3 separate regions of the Homo sapiens genome follow, and all the other regions are linked to region 3. Evidence: chromatin contacts called from ENCODE Hi-C or POLR2A ChIA-PET data. All regions are on one chromosome and are shown on one strand. The core of a region is the stretch at or near the end of the contact, and the rest is flanking DNA. Distances in the headings are between cores, read along the strand shown. Region 1 has its middle 100 kb from the start of LINC01335. Region 2 has its middle 67 kb from the start of LINC01335. Region 3 overlaps LINC01331 (long intergenic non-protein coding RNA 1331).

Region 1 (3,387 bases), core at 471-2,970, 190 kb after region 3:
GCAAAAAGTGGACAGATTTAAGATGCCTTGAGAAGGTAACTCAATAAGATTTAGTGATGGTTTGGATTTGAGAATGAGAGAAAGGGAAGTATCAAGGTTTTTATCTTGTATAACAGAATGGATGGTGGTGCCATTCATTGTGATAAGGAAAACTATAAAAGAACCAGCACATTGCCTTTAAATACCTCTCTAGAGATAATTCAATCCAATCCACATATTGTCTTTGATTTTTCCAAGACTTTTATGAAGTAGGTAGAATAAGCATTAATGTTTCCATGTGAGGGGTGATAAAATCGAGGCCACAGTGAGAAAGATCACTGATTAGAAGTCAGAATGGGATTTGGCCAGTGCTATGCTAAAAATTGCTGAGTTCCCTTGGCTATGTCAGTTAACCTCTCTTGTGGCCAGTTTATCTAATAAATGTGGTACTTGGTGAAGTTCCTAAAGTCTCTTTCTGTCTGCCTTTTTTCACTAATACTATTCATTAAAAAATACATGTGTATTAAATGACATGTGAAAGGACACAAGTGCTGATGGAGGTGGGATATGAACTCTGATCTTTTGAGTCCATTGCTCATTATAGTATGTGGCCTCTAATTTACTTTTTCCCATTTGTATTTTATGAGAAAAATAAATGTTGCCATCTTGCTCACAGACATTGGGCAGTATGGCTCATACTTGGGCCTACATGTATAATTGTTTTTAAGTTTTAGAAATAGGAATACATGAATCAGCAATCCCTTAAAGCCATAATTGTGCTCACAATTGAGTATCTTTACTATGTTTAAAATGCCCTTGAGTATCTTACTATGTTTAAAATGCCATTGAGTGTTTTACTATGTTTAAAATGCTGGTGCTTCTTGCATTAACACTCTTTCTATTCCTGCTGTGACTTTAAGTTCTCGCCAGATTTAGAAAGCTCTTATTTTCTGAGGTGGCCACTCAGAAACTTTCTCAAGAATGACTCACAGGTTGCGGCCCACAGACTAAATTTTATATAGTTAATCTCCAGTGAACCAGGAGTTCTCCATCTTTTACGAAATATGGTCTATGGGAACAGAAGGCCAGGTCTGGAATGGGAAAAGTAAATACCAAAAAAAGTGTTATTGTACATGAAAGGAGGGCAGTGCGTTCTCCCAGGAGATAGAGTAAAATAATTATGCTGAAGCATTGGCAAACCAGGCACCCAATGCCAGGCAGGAGCTGCACATGCTGAGACTGGGCGCTTGTGCTCAGCTGGTAGGTGGCACATGCTTCCTCATCTGTGGCCTCTGTAACCTGAATAAGGAAAAGGGAGGGATTCGCTTTAAGACCAGCCTTTGAATCCACGGCCTGATTGAAGGACCAGGACACACCTGATCTATTCAGTCTCTAGCAGCTTCTTTCAAATAACAAACAAGCTCAGCATTTACACTGTGTATGTAAATTTCCATCACAATAGCTGCCCTGCTTTTATGGAACTAGGAACAATTTGATAGTTCAGATAAAGGGAGAACCCTTTGAAAGAAGACACCCTGCTGAAATAACATCTCTGTCAAAGGGGCACGTTTTCTCCACACATGATCCCGTCAGAGGAGTGTCACATTGCAGAGAAATATGATAGCAACTCCAAATGATCATTTCTGCACATTTGGATAATGAATTTTAAAGAGATGACTGAAGAGCTGTTGGGCAGCCAGAACGTGCTCACCAGCTGGGCAATGTGCCATGAGCTTGGCTGTGAACAGAGGAGGAGGGAGGCGACTGTGTGTGCGGTGGAGTGGGGGCCAATGTGTCATTCCGTTTCGAGGGAAAACACAGGCTTTCAGAGAGTCTGAATGTTCACGACTTGAGGAAAACTAGATAATTTCTAAATTGGGAAGAAAAGCAATTCCAACTTATATTCTCTGGAGCAATGAGTTCCAAATGTCAATTAGGAAAAAAAAAAATTACCTTCATTCACCTACTCTGCCCTGACAGGGGAGGGTAGGACAAGAATCTGAATAGTTCATACCCCAAGGAATTCTGATTATGTGATAGGGAAACCCAGTCTGAGAACCACTAATTGGCAGAACTACCTCGAAACATAGCTCCTGCCAGAGTCAGAATGGAGGTAATAGTTAGCAGTTCTTTGCTCCATAGTTTGTACTTTCTCTGTGTGGCAAATATGTAACAGTATAATAAGGAGTCATTTTTCAAGTTAATTGAAAGATGTTCTAAATGAGAGAGGATTTTGAAAAATAAAATGAGTAAAAAACTGCATAATGTTTTAGCCATTTTAACCTGTGTTTGGACAGCTTGGGCTGCTATAACAAAATACGATAGACTGGGTGACTTAAACAACAGATGTTTATTTCTCACAGTTCTGAAGGTTGAGAAGTCCAAGATCAGAGTACCAGCATGGTTGGGCTCTTGGTGACAGCCTTCTTCCTGGCTTATACACAGCTGTTTTTTCATTGTTGCCTCACATGGCAGAGAGAGAGAGAGGAAGAGAAAGAAAGAAGAGAGAGAGAAAAGGAGAGGTGGGAGAATAGAGTGAGCAAGCTCTGGTTTCTCTTCCTCTTCTTCTAAGGACACAAATCCCATCGTGGGATTCCCACTCTTGTGATTTCATCTATACCTAATTACCTTCCAAAGGCCCCGCCTCCAAATACCATCATATTGGGGGTTAGGCTTCAACATATGAATTTTGGGGGACATAGATATTCAGTCCATTACTTGGAAGCTGTTTACCACCTCCTCAAAGCTGAGCCAAACTAAGCCTCCCCAGTTGAAGTGGCCAGCACTCATGGGACTGAGTTTCTGAGAAGTGATGGGACTATCTTTGCATCTTCTGCTTCCAACGCTTTTGGATGTTTCTGTCTTAGTCTATTTGGGTGACTATAAAATAATATTATAAACTAGGTGGCTTATAAACAACATAAATTAGTTTTTTACAGTTTTGGAAGCTGAGAAGTCCACAATCAAGGTGCCAGCAGATACAGTGTCTGGTGAAAGCCTGCTTCCTTATACGTGATGCCTTCTTGCTGTGTCCTCACATGGTAAAAGAGGCACAATAGCTCCCTGGGACCTCTTTTATAAGGGTACTAGTCCCATTCACGAGGGCTGCAGCCTTATGACCTGATCATAGACCCCACCTAGTAGTATCATCACATTGTGATTACATTTCACCATTTGAATTTTGGGGGACATAACATTCAGCTATAGCAGTTTTCTTGCAGGGAAGGGGCATGAAAAAGAGGCTGAATGGGCAGTTACAGGCAGGAGCTGAGACGATAGCAACACCCATAAAACTAGAGGACACAAGCTTGGGTAAGGAAACAGAGAGAGCAGGGTTGGGGTGGTGGAAGGGAAAAAGAAAAAAAGGCTTACTGAAGATCAATTCACCAAGAAGGAAAAAATAGTTGG
Region 2 (2,968 bases), core at 150-2,649, 150 kb after region 3:
CTAAGGTCTTTTTCACCTGTTATTTCCTTTCCTCTCTCTTATGTCTTTGATGTTTCCTCCTCTTTTCTATCTGGTCTATCCTTAGACCTGGGCAAGATGGTCCTTGTCCTGGACCCATGCTTCAGAGAATCTGCTCCTGTTTTTCTTACCCTTCCCGTGGGTTGAAGAATCCACAGGCCAAGGAATTGTGACTATCTAGAGTCTGCTCCCCTGCAAGACCATGCTCCAAGAAACTGGGACCCTAGAATTCTGTATCCAAAAGGCATGATCCTATTTCCAGAGCCCACATGGATATCTTCCCCTATACCAGCCTCTGGTGCTAAGGTACTCCTCCTAGGTCTGAGGGGTCACCAAGAGAAGCTGTTTGCAAGAGGTGTGGATGGAGCTTGAATGTATGGGCTCGTGTATTTATGCATTTCAATGAAGCCCTTCATGGTATGGGGACAGAGCCAGAGTGGAAAGAGAATGAGAGCAGGTCGTGGGCCAGAGACTGAGCTAGGTGACCACCCTCCTTGCATTATTGCATTCTGTAACTCTCAGGAGTCCAGGAATTCTAAATTGACCAAGCCTGCTCTTCCAGTTTGCTATGAAGATATATTTGTCAAGATAAGAAAATATTACATAATTTACTTAATAGTCTGTTCACTTGATGTTCACTGATTTATACATTTTAAATGTTTAGATACGTGGTACATGGGTCTCCATTTATCATTTTGCCCCTGGTTCTGCAAATATTGGAGTGGGTCTGCCCATGCCCACTCCTTCATCCATTCTCTCTTTTCTGCTTCCCTTCCCTTTATATATCCAGTCTTCTTTTCTCCTCTGAGCCGTGGACTAGTGGGGATGTTTTGAGGTCTGGTTCTGACCTTCAGGACTGGTGCTGCTTCTCTCTCTCTCCCCTGCCCATCCTGGATCATCTCCCCACCTTGCTAGTTGGAGAATCCTGTATGTAATGATGGCTATTTATGGAGGACAAACAGAAACCTCCATATGGGAATGACAAAATTAATTAATAAGTGAGCAAATGAAGACAGATGCTGAACACCACTCAGGTAGGCTCAAGTGTGTTCCTGTCATGTATTTGCTCTGTCCAACACATCACCTGCCTCAATGAGCTTTTGCTTTCTTAGATCATGGTGGTGGGGGCTGGGGGTAGGTGGGAAATGGGGACAGGCATATCTGTTTAGCCACACCTGGGTTTTCTTAAGAACCCTGCAATGATTTTCTTCATTCCCACTGCCAGAGTTCCTTAGGCCAGTGGTTCTCAAACTTTAGCCTGCATCTGAATCGCCTGGAGGGCTTTTAAAACCACTTCCTGGGCTCAACCCTCAGAGTTTCTGAATCAGTAGGTAGGAATGGGGTGGAGCCCAAGCATTTGCATTTCTAACCATTTCCCAGGTAATGCTGCTGCTACTGGTCCACAGCACACTGAGAACCACTGCTGCAAGTCACCAGGATTTGTTGGATGTTCCTTGTTTGAATCTCTGTTGCTAATGTAAAATCACTTTCAACTTGTGGCCCGTGAGCAGATGCTGGCAGAGCTCAAAACATTTCCCAGTGGCAGAAAAATGACCTGGGACTCGAGCTTCCAGTCCCATGTACCCACTGCTCCCATCGACAGACAGGCTGCTTAGTTAGCAATGGCAGGAGAGTTCTCCCACAGAGGCAACTTGAGCCTTGACTTGGCAGACTATGAAACAGCCTTGGCCATACCCTTCCCTGCAAGTTCCTCTTTAATTGCAAAAGTCTGGGTGGCCTTCACACACGTTGTTTGTATAGCAAGGGAAAAGAGATAAGTTCAGTAACCTTGGAAGACCAATCTTTTTTTTTTCCCAGCCTCCTGAGAAGCAATGCCCAGAGGAACAAACACTGTGTGTGGGAAACCAGAGAGGGGCTCTGGAAGGTGGCCTGGAACGGCCAAAGAGGGGTGGCTTTTCTAAAGAATAAATGTCTCATGATGTGCCTCAAACCATGTCCTGCTGTGTGAGAGTTCATTAGCTGGGATTCCATAAGTGACAACAGTCTAAATCTCCTTAGCTAGACTCAGGCCATGATTCTTCCAACCAGGCTATAATCACACAGAAGATAATCTTGGCTCTAACTGCTGGGTTATATTAGCCAGTCCAAGAAATGGCTCTTAAATTGAACCTCTTGGGGATTTGCATCTGATAAAGACAAGGAATTCTCTTCTTTGTCAACAACTAACCACATGGGCTTCAGGGCATTGACTCAAGCAATGTAAGCTCAGCCACCAAACGGGTGCCCAGGATCTAGTCTTTACTTGCTTACTTTCTCTTGTGCAAATCCATAGGCCAATTGTTGGTTTCATTTTCCAACCTCACTTTTTCCAAATGACTTTGATTGTCTGTTGCTCTGAGTCTACCTTGGATCTGTCATGCTGTGGGAGCCTCCCCTGAAATGAGACAGTTTCAGTTTCATAATAACAATAATAGTCATAATAGGTGCTACTTGTTGACATGAATTCTACATCAGGACTTTTGCCAAGCATTCTTCATACATGATCTAATAAAATCTTCACAATAATCCTAGGAAATGAGGTTATCTTCAATCTATAGGTGAGGGAACCAAGGCTCAGGAATTAAAAAAGTATTCCAAAATCATGCAGCCAACGAGATGCAAAGTCTTGATGCATACTCAAGCTTGTGCCAAAGCCTATGCTGTCATATTCTGTACCTGATGTTTATTAATTTAAGTCGATCAATATATCTACACATGCATAAAATAAAATTTCAGAGGTAGGTTCCAACCTCCTAAATTATTTAGAAACAGGAAACTCACTTAACCAAGTACTCCATTTCCCAGGCAAGTCAGTTAACTGAATTGTTATAGTATAGTCAATACTCAATCAATACTCAATTACTTGCATTATAGAAGGTAGCATTAGTGGAAATGGAAAAAAATGAATAATCAATATAGCTGTGTTTTTGATGAGATTTTGCTGTCTAGT
Region 3 (3,363 bases), core at 553-3,052:
TGCACGTCAAGCAATGGGGAGTTGGGGGGACCCCGGCAGTTTTGAGTGAGCTCATCCCGGTTGAAAGGGGAAGGTGCTCTTCAGCTGGGCTGATTGTTGCCGTGTGGGAATAGTGGCTCAGAGGTGCCAGATGTTCTGAATTTTCAAGTGAAGCAAGACATTTTTTTAAATGTGAAATTTCTCAATTGTTAAGATATACGACACGGGCAAATAAAACATGTCTGTGGGCTGAATTTGACCTACAGACCACTGGTCTGTGACCCCAGGTTTGAGGAAACAATTTAGAAGTGACCTCATGAAGCAGAACATAACTAGAGAGTAAACATTAAGAGCTGGAATACTGAATTAGAAGCCAGGACACCTGGCTGGCTTTCATGGCCAGACTATTCTGCTGTCTGACCTTGAGCCAGACCTCAATTCCCATTCATGTCGGACGAGGAGGCTGAAATCCCTTCCAGCAAAGGCCATCAGAGATTTCAAGTCTGAGTGCCATATTCTGTAAACATCAGAGAATTATGGCCAAGATAATTACTCTCCACCTGGCTATTTCTAAGAATAAGTGTCTGATTTTCTAAAGTCAAAAAGAAAGAGATGGAATGTCATTAAAGATTTAAGTACATAGGAGTAGATAAAATATCCCCATGTCAAAAAAAAAAGCTACTCAAACTGGGAAAAAACAAAAAACACAGGAGGAATTGCTTCAAATGACTGTCATTAAAAATATTGGCAAAAGAGAATAAGAACTTCTGCCTTTCATTATCAAAACCTGCTATATGAAGTTGTGTTCCTTTGCTCTTGTACTGGAATTGTCACTGTAGGGTTTTCTTGGCTCATTTTTTTTTTTTTTTGTCAGCATTTCAAGGACAAGGTATGGTAGACATGAACTAATAATAATAATGACTGAGCCCTTACTATGTGCCAGGTAATTTACATATACAGGCATTTCTGCTGTAACCTAAAATTACACTTTCTAGAAAATGTTGCTGTCTGCAAAACTTGGCATAAAAAATAATAGGACTTATGGGAAAAGTTGGGCCAAGGCAGACCATTCAAATCCCATGCAACTGTGATTAAGGAAAGCAATCACTACTACCTGGGGAGATCATTTGGACCACCTTGGCAGCAGCTGAGGGGCTAGAGGCTGCCACACGGGTATTAAAATGCACAAAAGCAATAAAGATGAAAAGCTGGTAACATTTTAATTAGACTGACACTGGCAGGGGCTGGGACAGGGCGATGGAAATGTAGCTTGGAGTCACAGGGCTGTTGTTAAGGTGCACACAGGAAGCCAGACAACCTTCCACAAGCTGAGAGCTCACAAGGCTGGAGGTGCACCTACCTGAGGAGGTAGCCCTGGTGGCAGGTACTCATTTAAACATTTCCTGGAATACAGCAAAAAGATTTCTGCTGCTGGTACAGCAGCCAAACCTCAAGCCTTTTCCTTCCCATTGAACGTTATGGTTCTACTCCTGCTATCTCAGGACTTCTTGGTTAGTAAAAATTACCTACGAAATTATGGAAACCAGTGCAATTTTCACATTATACTGATGTCATTTCTCTGTGATCAATCTCTGATGGGCTAATTCATACACGGAAACGGTAGCAGAACAGAATGTATTATCTTATTTAATTCTCACAATTCTATGAGGTATTGGAGGGAGCGGTGGTTCCCACATTAACATGCATCGGAATGACCTGGAGGACTTGTCAAAACAGATCCTTCTGTTCCATACCCAGAGTTTCTGATTCAGTAGGTCTGGGGTGGAGTCCAAGAATTTGCACTTCTAAGAAGTTCTCATAAGGTACTGATGTTGCCGGCTGGGGGACCACATTTTGAGAACTACTGTATTACAGGAAACTGATAATGGGCAAGATCTTATGACTTGCCCAAGATTGCTGCGGGAATGGACCCAAGGTAGGCCTAAAACTTGGGCCTAATGAGGGTACTAAGCATGAGAAATAGACCTTTTATGACCTATAAACACTTAGGAATGTGCTGAGGTTGGTTTCAGTAGTTACTTGCACCTAGTTAGCAGGCAGGTATGCAGCTCGGGCAGCTGGGGGGATGGGTTTGTGGTCAGCAGCAGCTGTATATTTTCATGGGGACTGGGAGACATGGGGGTCTATACCTCCACCTGCTGGCATGCTGTGTGGTCTCGTTTTGCAAGACATCTCCCTCAGTTTCTGTATCACCTGCTGTTTAGGAATTTACTCCTGGTGTGTGTCTGTTAGAGTCCCACCACCCATCACATGACCTTTCCCTGGAGGCAGCTGGCAGGCACCCAGCCTCAGGATCTCTGACTCTAGCACCCAGGAACTCTGACTGTTGCACCTGTGTCCTCCCCTGCTATGGTCTGAACGTTTGTGTCCTTTCAAAATTCACATGTTGAAATCCTAACCCCCTGTGAGGAGGTGGGGCCTTGTGGGAGGTGATTAGGTCACCAAGGCCTGGCCTTATGAAGTAGGCCCAAGGGAGCGTCTTTGTTCCTTCCATCATATTAGGACACAGCTGGAAGAGGTCATGTATGAGCCAGCAAACAGGTCCTCACCAGACACTAAATCTGCCCAAGCCTTGATCTCGGACTTTCCAGCCTCCATAACTGAGAAATAGATGTTTGTTGTTTCTAAGCCACCCAGTCTATGGCACTTTGTTGCAGTAGCCCAAACAGACTAAGACTTCCCCCAGCTGGTTGCAGTGCCCCCTGGAGACTTTTGTCAGAGCTTCCCAAAAGAGAGAAGGGAGTTTCCCTCTGACTGGCTTATACCCCTGCTTAGTGTGGCTTGCTTCTGGGATACATGAGACAAGGTATTTGAGTGCGGCTGAATAAAAACCTTGAGTTTGAGCCGCTCTGTGTGCTTACCAGATCTCTCAATAATTGACTTTGCTTGCTTTGTTTTTCAGGTTGTAAAATTTGTGGGGCAAAGGCGGTATGGAGTAATGACAGGAAAAAGAATGCTGTCCATTTTTACTGTGAAAAAACTCCCTATTTCAGAAAGATATACATTAGGGTTGTGAGGTTGTAGGCTGAATGAAGATTGGAAGAAACTTGTTGATTATTATTAAATGCCTCTCAATATTTCAGAAGACATTCCCCCACCCTGAAAGTATAATGTGATAGAAAGAACTATGGAGTTAGGCAACCTGTGATTTGAGTTGTGCGAAAACGGGAAAGTTATTTGTTTAGTCAAAGCCTCTGTTTCCACTTCCATCAAGTGAGATAATAATATGTACTTCACTAGGTTATTGGGAGGATGAAATGACTACCAGTACTGCAGATACATTTCTGATACCCACAGCTTCCTGAGCAAGGTATAGATTAGCTATCTCTTTGGTTTCCCTGAGGTAGCACAACAGAACCAAGA

Evidence for each region. A loop is a pair of places that touch in the nucleus more often than their neighbours do. ChIA-PET counts read pairs that join two places held with the same protein, here RNA polymerase II (POLR2A). Pooled maps may share reads with other maps.
Region 1: a loop to region 3 is called in a map of PC-9, with 6 times the contacts of the local background. The contact joins two enhancer-like sites. A Hi-C loop is called at or near these places in 3 of 168 maps with a recorded cell type or tissue (Calu3, PC-9 and mammary epithelial cell) and 5 of 50 pooled maps. POLR2A ChIA-PET finds 5 or more read pairs at or near these places in 1 of 52 experiments (H1).
Region 2: a loop to region 3 is called in a map of PC-9, with 9 times the contacts of the local background. The contact joins two enhancer-like sites. A Hi-C loop is called at or near these places in 3 of 168 maps with a recorded cell type or tissue (PC-3, PC-9 and mammary epithelial cell) and 2 of 50 pooled maps. POLR2A ChIA-PET finds 5 or more read pairs at or near these places in 2 of 52 experiments (H1 and activated naive CD4-positive, alpha-beta T cell).

What each region holds. Positions count from the first base shown.
Region 1 is chr5:74,204,949-74,208,335 of GRCh38, reverse strand. No RefSeq gene overlaps it. Among named protein-coding and RNA genes, the nearest start is that of LINC01335, 100 kb to the left of the region's middle. Within about 2 kb of position 1,720, at least 3 of the 41 ENCODE cell types and tissues checked have a DNase peak (open chromatin) inside an H3K27ac peak, as active enhancers do.
Region 2 is chr5:74,240,307-74,243,274 of GRCh38, reverse strand. No RefSeq gene overlaps it. Among named protein-coding and RNA genes, the nearest start is that of LINC01335, 67 kb to the left of the region's middle. RefSeq lists an enhancer at 1,428-1,477. Within about 2 kb of position 1,399, at least 5 of the 41 ENCODE cell types and tissues checked have a DNase peak (open chromatin) inside an H3K27ac peak, as active enhancers do; they include PC-9 and mammary epithelial cell, where a contact is called at or near this core.
Region 3 is chr5:74,394,075-74,397,437 of GRCh38, reverse strand. The region is part of intron 2 of LINC01331 (long intergenic non-protein coding RNA 1331); the gene reads left to right. Among named protein-coding and RNA genes, the nearest start is that of LINC01333, 74 kb to the right of the region's middle. Within about 2 kb of position 1,802, at least 2 of the 41 ENCODE cell types and tissues checked have a DNase peak (open chromatin) inside an H3K27ac peak, as active enhancers do; they include PC-9 and mammary epithelial cell, where a contact is called at or near this core.